Regions from separate parts of the Homo sapiens genome. Here region 2 is linked to region 1. A link is a contact called in ENCODE Hi-C data. All regions are on one chromosome and are shown on one strand. Each heading gives the region's core, a stretch centred on a gene start or an enhancer-like site at or near the end of the contact. The rest is flanking DNA. Distances are from core to core; before and after follow the strand shown.

Evidence for each region. A loop is a pair of places that touch in the nucleus more often than their neighbours do. Pooled maps may share reads with other maps.
Region 2: a pooled map shows a loop between it and region 1 (2.3-fold over the local background). The contact joins the promoter of YWHAQ here to the promoter of RNF144A in region 1. A Hi-C loop is called at or near these places in 4 of 50 pooled maps.

The regions. Positions count from the first base shown.
Region 1 is chr2:6,915,621-6,918,661 of GRCh38, forward strand. RNF144A (ring finger protein 144A) reads left to right here and starts at 1,792. Exons shown (of 9, transcript NM_014746.6): 1 at 1,792-2,002. GRASLND (glycosaminoglycan regulatory associated long non-coding RNA) reads right to left here. Exons shown (of 5, transcript NR_033997.1): 1 at 2,782-3,041; 2 at 1,230-1,604; 3 at 203-347. RefSeq lists a silencer at 1,632-2,121.
Region 2 is chr2:9,629,453-9,632,553 of GRCh38, forward strand. It overlaps YWHAQ (tyrosine 3-monooxygenase/tryptophan 5-monooxygenase activation protein theta), which reads right to left and starts at 1,545. Exons shown (of 6, transcript NM_006826.4): 1 at 1,489-1,545; 2 at 707-1,082. The coding sequence starts at 1,000. RefSeq lists enhancers at 131-1,033, 777-876 and silencers at 997-1,346, 1,547-1,646, 1,697-1,866.

The DNA of each region.
Region 1 (3,041 bases), core at 542-3,041:
TTACCACATGAGCAATTACAAGTCTCAGTTGGGTCAGGGCATTTTTGCACCTTAACTCTCTTCCTGCAGCCCCAGATGCTCCTTTGCAGTCCCCCAGCTTGAGTGTTATACGTCTGTGTTCCATGAGAATGCCTGCATCTTAATACAGACCCCTTTATTGTGGGGAACACAGCACAACGTCTGTGCATTTGCAGTCACCCACCTGTGCATCCCCTGAATCCTTCATTCATAAGTAGTACTCAACCAGGAACTTCTTTGGTATCCCAGCTCGGACACGGGAGGTGTGAATATATTTTTCATAAAGCCCAGGCCTTTATGCAGAACGATTTTCATCCTCTAGTGAGAGGCTGAAGTAACAAAGTGCTGTTGTTAAGATTCTTCCCATTGTGCATTTTTCTTGAATAATGACATTTCTAAAAAGAATCTGAAACTGAGGCATTAGAAGGCAAGTGCTCGTTCATATATTTGAAGAGGTCAAATATTTACCAGAATAACTTCTCAATACAGAGGGGACAGCTTTATTTTATTTTACTATAAAGATGTATGTGTAGCAGAAGACAAATTATGCAGAGCTTTGAGTTAGTTAAGAATCATCTGATTTAATTCTTTGGAGAAATGAGACAAATTGTAGCTAAGGACTATGGAGTTGTTTTAGTTTGCCAGTTATATTTAATTTGACTATTTCTTTATTTATTGAGAGACAAAGTCTCACTCTGCTGCCCAGGCTGGAGTGCAGTGATGCAAACACAGCTCACTTCAGCCTTGACCTCCTGGGCTCAAGCAGTCCTCCTGCCTTGGCCTCCCAAAGTGCTGGGCTTACAGGTGTAAGCCATGGCACTTGGCCTATTTGACTTGTTTAATCCCTCCGAAGAACTCATACATACTATTGCCACCTCATTTTCCACGTAAGAAAATGGAAGCACGAAGACCTTAATAACTTGCTTAATGGCTAGTAGGTGGTAGAGCTTGAATTTAGACCACACAGTGTGGAGGGTATGCTATTAAGGAAAAACGATGTTCTAGTGGGGTTTCCATTTAATATTGCAGAAAAAAGAATCTATATATTTAAGAAGGTGTTATTTCATGCACACTCGTAGGTTTTGTTCATATATGCACATCTGACGTATAATTTAACATTTGTGTAACTTCAAGCTTCTATGGGGAGTGGCAGAAGATGCAGGAATTCTATTAATACCTTCGCAGATCTTAGATTCCAACAAGCTGGATACCTTAAGAAAAATAAAGAAATTGCTGTGCTTGGATCCCAGATGTCCATTCCACCTTTTGGGACCTCCCGGGGGGCCCTCTTTTCTTCATCCTTCAAGACAAGGATAGTGGGGTGAACAGACAGACTTTCCTTGCGAGGGTTGGCTCAGGAAGGCTCTGGGCTCATCTCACAGCCGCCCCAGCGAGGGTCGGGGAGGCAGGTGCTGGCTCCGGTGGGGTCTGCGGCAGAGCAGGACTGGAGCCCAGGGCGCAGCTGCACAGCTCAACGCCGGTTCGCGCCCTGGTTTACAGCGTTGGGCTGGGTCACCCCTTCTTTCCTAGCTTGCTGCTGTGTGTTCCCTCGGTGTAGGAATCAGGGGAGTGTCTTCTGGAGGCCACTAAAGCAGGAATAGCATTTTCATGTTAGCGTGCACGGGCGGTCTCCGCAGCCCCTCCTCGTGCCGGAGCCTGTCCTGGGGCCTGCGGGGCGGCTCCGGGCCTCGGGCCGGCGCAGGCGGGCGGCAGGGGGCGCTGTGCGGCTCGGCGCGGGGGCGGGGCCGGGGCCGAGCCTCCCGCGTGCCCGGCCTCTGTGCGCGCTCGCGCCCCGCCCGCGCAGCCGCTTCTCCCCGCGCGGGCTCTCGGCAGGCGGGAGGCGGCAGGGCTGGCATTGCAGTGCGGGCCGTGCGGGCTGCGCGGGCGCGGGGAGGCGCGGGCGGCAAACTGCGGGCACCCGGCACCCCGCAGCCAGTACCGGGCGGAGGCGTCAGAGCCGCGCACCGCGGACGAGCAGGCCCAGGTAGAGTGACGCGCGTCCCCTTTGTGTCCGCATCGCCCGGGCCGGCCGCGGAGCGGGGAGGGCGGGACGCGGCGCTGCGCGGCCGGCCTTGGGGCTCGGGGCTTGCGGCCGCGCCTGCCCCGCTGGGTCCTGCCCCGGCGCCCGGTGGCAGCGGGCGGGGGGCAGCGTCCCGGGCGGGGACTCGCGGGCTCCGTTCAGAGGACGCCCGCCCTGCCCTGCCCGTGTCCCTGACCTCGTCCCTGCTCTGCTCCTGCCCTGCCCTGCCTCTCGCAGGCGGCGCCCGCGCCCCAGGGCAGTGGGCGCTTAGGGACCTGGCGTCCCCCTGCCTGCCCTGCGCGGTCGCGGGTCTGCGCTGCGGCGCGGGACAGGGCGCCCCGGGCCAGGGTCCCGCGGGCGAGCTGGCGGCGGGGGCTTTCAAGGTTCGCGGCCCCGCCCGCAGACCCTGGGGCTGGAGCCTCGGCCCCAAGAGGAGGTCTGGGAAAGGACGACGCGTCCGGGGCATCGCCACCGGCGGGGAAGGTCGGAACTGGCCAAGAGGATGCCCCGCACATCCCCTGCGCGCGGGGTCCGCGGCTGCTACTGCCCCTGGTCCCCACCGCGAGCCCTTTCCCGGGGAATGAGCCGCCGCCCGAGCCCCGGAGTTCCCTGCGGGTCTTACCCACCCCAGCCTCCGGCCGCCGACCCCAAGCCCCCTGCACTGTGCTTGGCTCCCAGCTGTTTGGTCGCTTATGCCATCCTGGAGGCTTCCTGGTCCTGGGGTGAAGGGGTGACTTCTTTACCCTAATGGTCTTCGTAGGCAGGTCTCAGGATGTCCACTCCAAAGTTCGTGGTCTTTTTTCTAGAGAATAATAATTTTTAAAATCCATTGAACTGGCCGGGCGCGGTGGCTCACGCCTGTAATCCCAGCACTTTGGGAGGCTGAGGCGGGCGGATCACGAGGTCAGGAGATCGAGACCACGGTGAAACCCCCTCTCTACTAAAAATACAAAAAATTAGCCGGGCGCAGTGGCGGGCGCCTGTAGTCCCAGCTACTCGGGAG
Region 2 (3,101 bases), core at 295-2,794, 2.7 Mb after region 1:
GTTCAAAACCTGGAAAGCTTTCCTTGTCTGCTCCACACTGGAAACGAATTCACTTCAACACTAGTGTTTAAGCACAGGTGTGCAACAGCAAGGAAATGTTATTAAATGTTGAAATTTACCAGGACATTGTGTTCTTCAGATACAGCTGTGTCCTTTTCACATTTCCCGAACTCCCCTCCTCTCCTGTTTATGGGGGGTGGGGGGGAGCACAACAGATACTCTTACTTGAAAAATAAAGTATCTGTTCAGATTTTCTAAGTAAATTTCCATTACTGGGTTTGGGAAAAAATCCCTACTACATTGTCTGTAACAAAAAGGTGCCTGCGCCTTCTTTCAACTGCCTGAAGCTTGTGAACCGACTGAATACATTTAAAGGGCTCACAGATCTCAGGACGCAGTCTCCCCGCACAAGAAACTTAAAAACGCCTTTCAGTCTCGCAGAGACCTACTTGGATGTTTCCAAGTTCCATCGTTTGGTAGCTACCCAGCATCTGGGGCGAAAAAAAAGGACTTATCCTTGGAAAAGCGGCTTCTTGAGTCTCAACAACCGGAGGGACACAGTAGGGAAGTCAGGGCTCACCTAAAACCCTCCACCCCAGCAGACAGTCCGGCAAGCCCCGGCTCACGTTTGTTTCCGTGCCCGCGAAACTCTCAATGAAAAGCATCTCACAAAAGGCCTCCCCTGCTCCCCGCGCCGAGGACTCACCAGCACCGTGGTGCAGATGGATCTCAGCTCGGACTCCACTTTCTCCCGATAGTCCTTAATCAGCTGCAACTTCTTGTCGGAGGTGTCGGTCTTCTGCTCGATGCTAGAGATGACCCTCCAGGCGGACCTGCGGCCCCCGACCACGTTCTTGTAGGCCACGGAGAGCAGGTTGCGCTCCTCGTTGGACAGCTCGGCGCCCTGCTCGGTCACTGCCTTCATGCAGGTGGCCATGTCGTCGTAGCGCTCGGCCTGCTCGGCCAGCTTGGCCTTCTGGATCAGCTCAGTCTTCTCCATGGCGGGCGCGGGGCCGGGGCCGGGGCGGAGGGCGAGGAGAGCGAGGGCGAGCGCCGACCCGCAGCGGGAGGAGCCTCGAGAGCTGCGGAGGGGCGGGGCGGCGAGGCGAGAACAAAAAGCAGAGAGGGAGCGCCGTCAGACAATGCGGCCCGCCGCCCGCTTTTGTCTCCCGCACACGCGGCCGCTTGAATTTCCCTCTCCCCCGCCCCCTCCCCCGCTGGGCACCCGGGGAGGCCGCGGCCCGCGGCTGGAGGAGGCGGGGGCGGCGCGGAGGCCCCGCGCGCAGGGAGCCCGAGCCGCGGCCGCTCCCGCCACCCCCGCCCGGCCGGCCCAAGATGGAAGCGACCGTTGGCCCCGCACCTTCCCGCCCGGAGCCGTCCCTGAGGGGAGCGGCATCGACAACCGGCTGCTCTCAAGGGCGGCACCTCCGCCCGGCCCTCAATCCGAGCGCGGCCGGAGGAAGCCCGCGGGCCGACCCAGGCGCTCACCTTCACGTCTCCGCGGCCGCGACGCGAGTCCCACCACTTTGATCTGCTTTTGGCTTTAGCTGAGGACCCTCCCGTGTCAGCCTACCCCGGGGCCGAGGGGCGGTCCACCGCCCAATGATGCGCCGAGCTTCTCCCGAGAGTCCCGCCCCCAGCGCGCCGCTGGCCAATGAGGACCGAGCGCGCGGAAGGGGGCGAGGGGGGCGGAGCGGGAGGGAACGCGGAGGCTAGGAGGGTGGGTCGGTACGGGGAAGTTCGGTTGGCCGGCAGGCTGCGGCTTCGGCCACGGGGTTTCCTCCAATTAGATCCAGGGTAAAAGGACGTCACTGTTGCCATGGCGATGCCGTTACCAACTCCCCTCAGCCTCCCCGCCACCCCGGCACTTCTGGGTGCGGCACGAGACCCAGAGGCGCGCACGACCTCCTAGGCGGCGGCTGCGTCTCCCGCTGCGGATGGTGCATTGCATCTCACGGGCTCTGGCCGAGGCTGGACTTCGGAGGGTGACATATTCAGCTGTTTTAGAGCACGGGGGCCTTTCTTTCCTCCACCTTTCTATCCGTGACAAAGGTTTGGATCCCAAGACACTAAACCCAGACCTTAATGACGTTGCCATTAGGGCTCCGAATTAAGCAAACCGCATCCCCATTAAAGAAGAATTGATTCTGGAGACGGTGTCTTCAGTATGGCATTTACATGATAAATTCAAGTTTTCAGATGGGCATCCTAAAACAAAAAATTCCCTTGTGAAAAGGTAGGTCCCAGAAGATCCAGGGGAGTTTCTGTGACAATGCCAAGTATTGTGGTTTTCTTTAAAATGAGAAATGACATTAAGCACAATTTGCAGGAAAACACCTATTACTACCCCTTCCCACCCCCGCAAAAAAAAACCCTGCCCATAACATCTCTCCCCGCAAAAAAAAAGCAATTTTTATGTATCTTTTAGGCTTTCCAGGTTATGCACCTAAATACATCATTTTTCACATCGTTGTCACATGTGCACACGCTTTTGTTTCTGGTATTATTTGTGAGAGGTCACTTGAAAAGCTGAAATCCTCTCCCTGGATGTTGATTTCTGATTTTCTCCTCCTGGGGAACACCCTGCTGAAGCGAGAAAGATTCCCCCAGGCCCCTCCCATTCAGGGTCATCCCTGGCAGCTCCCTTTCCTCTTAAACCACTCCTGTCTCTCCTTGCACTTCCCCAGTTCCCTAACTCCATCCAGGTAGGGTGGCTGCCCTGCCCGTCTGGCGCGTGGTCCCTGTGCCATCTTAAGATGAGAATTGCCCTCTGGGTTCACGCTGCTATGATCCCGATTCCAGCAGGTCTAAGGAGAATGGATCATAAAGAATTTCCCATTCTGAGTGGAGACTGGAGCAAATCCGGAGAATCTCTAGAATGGGAGATTTGAGAGTGCAGACAGATGGGAGGAGAAGGTGCCGACTTTCCAGAAATTCAGACTCCCTCTTGACTGCCCCTCCCTGTCCTGACTTGTGAAGGTTGCTTTGTGCTTTGACAGACAGGAGCGGCCTGGATTGGAAAGGGCCTGTGTCTTAATGCAGAAATGCCTTACTATGTTCCAGCCTTCTAATGGAGGGCCCTGCTGTTATTTCTGGAATCC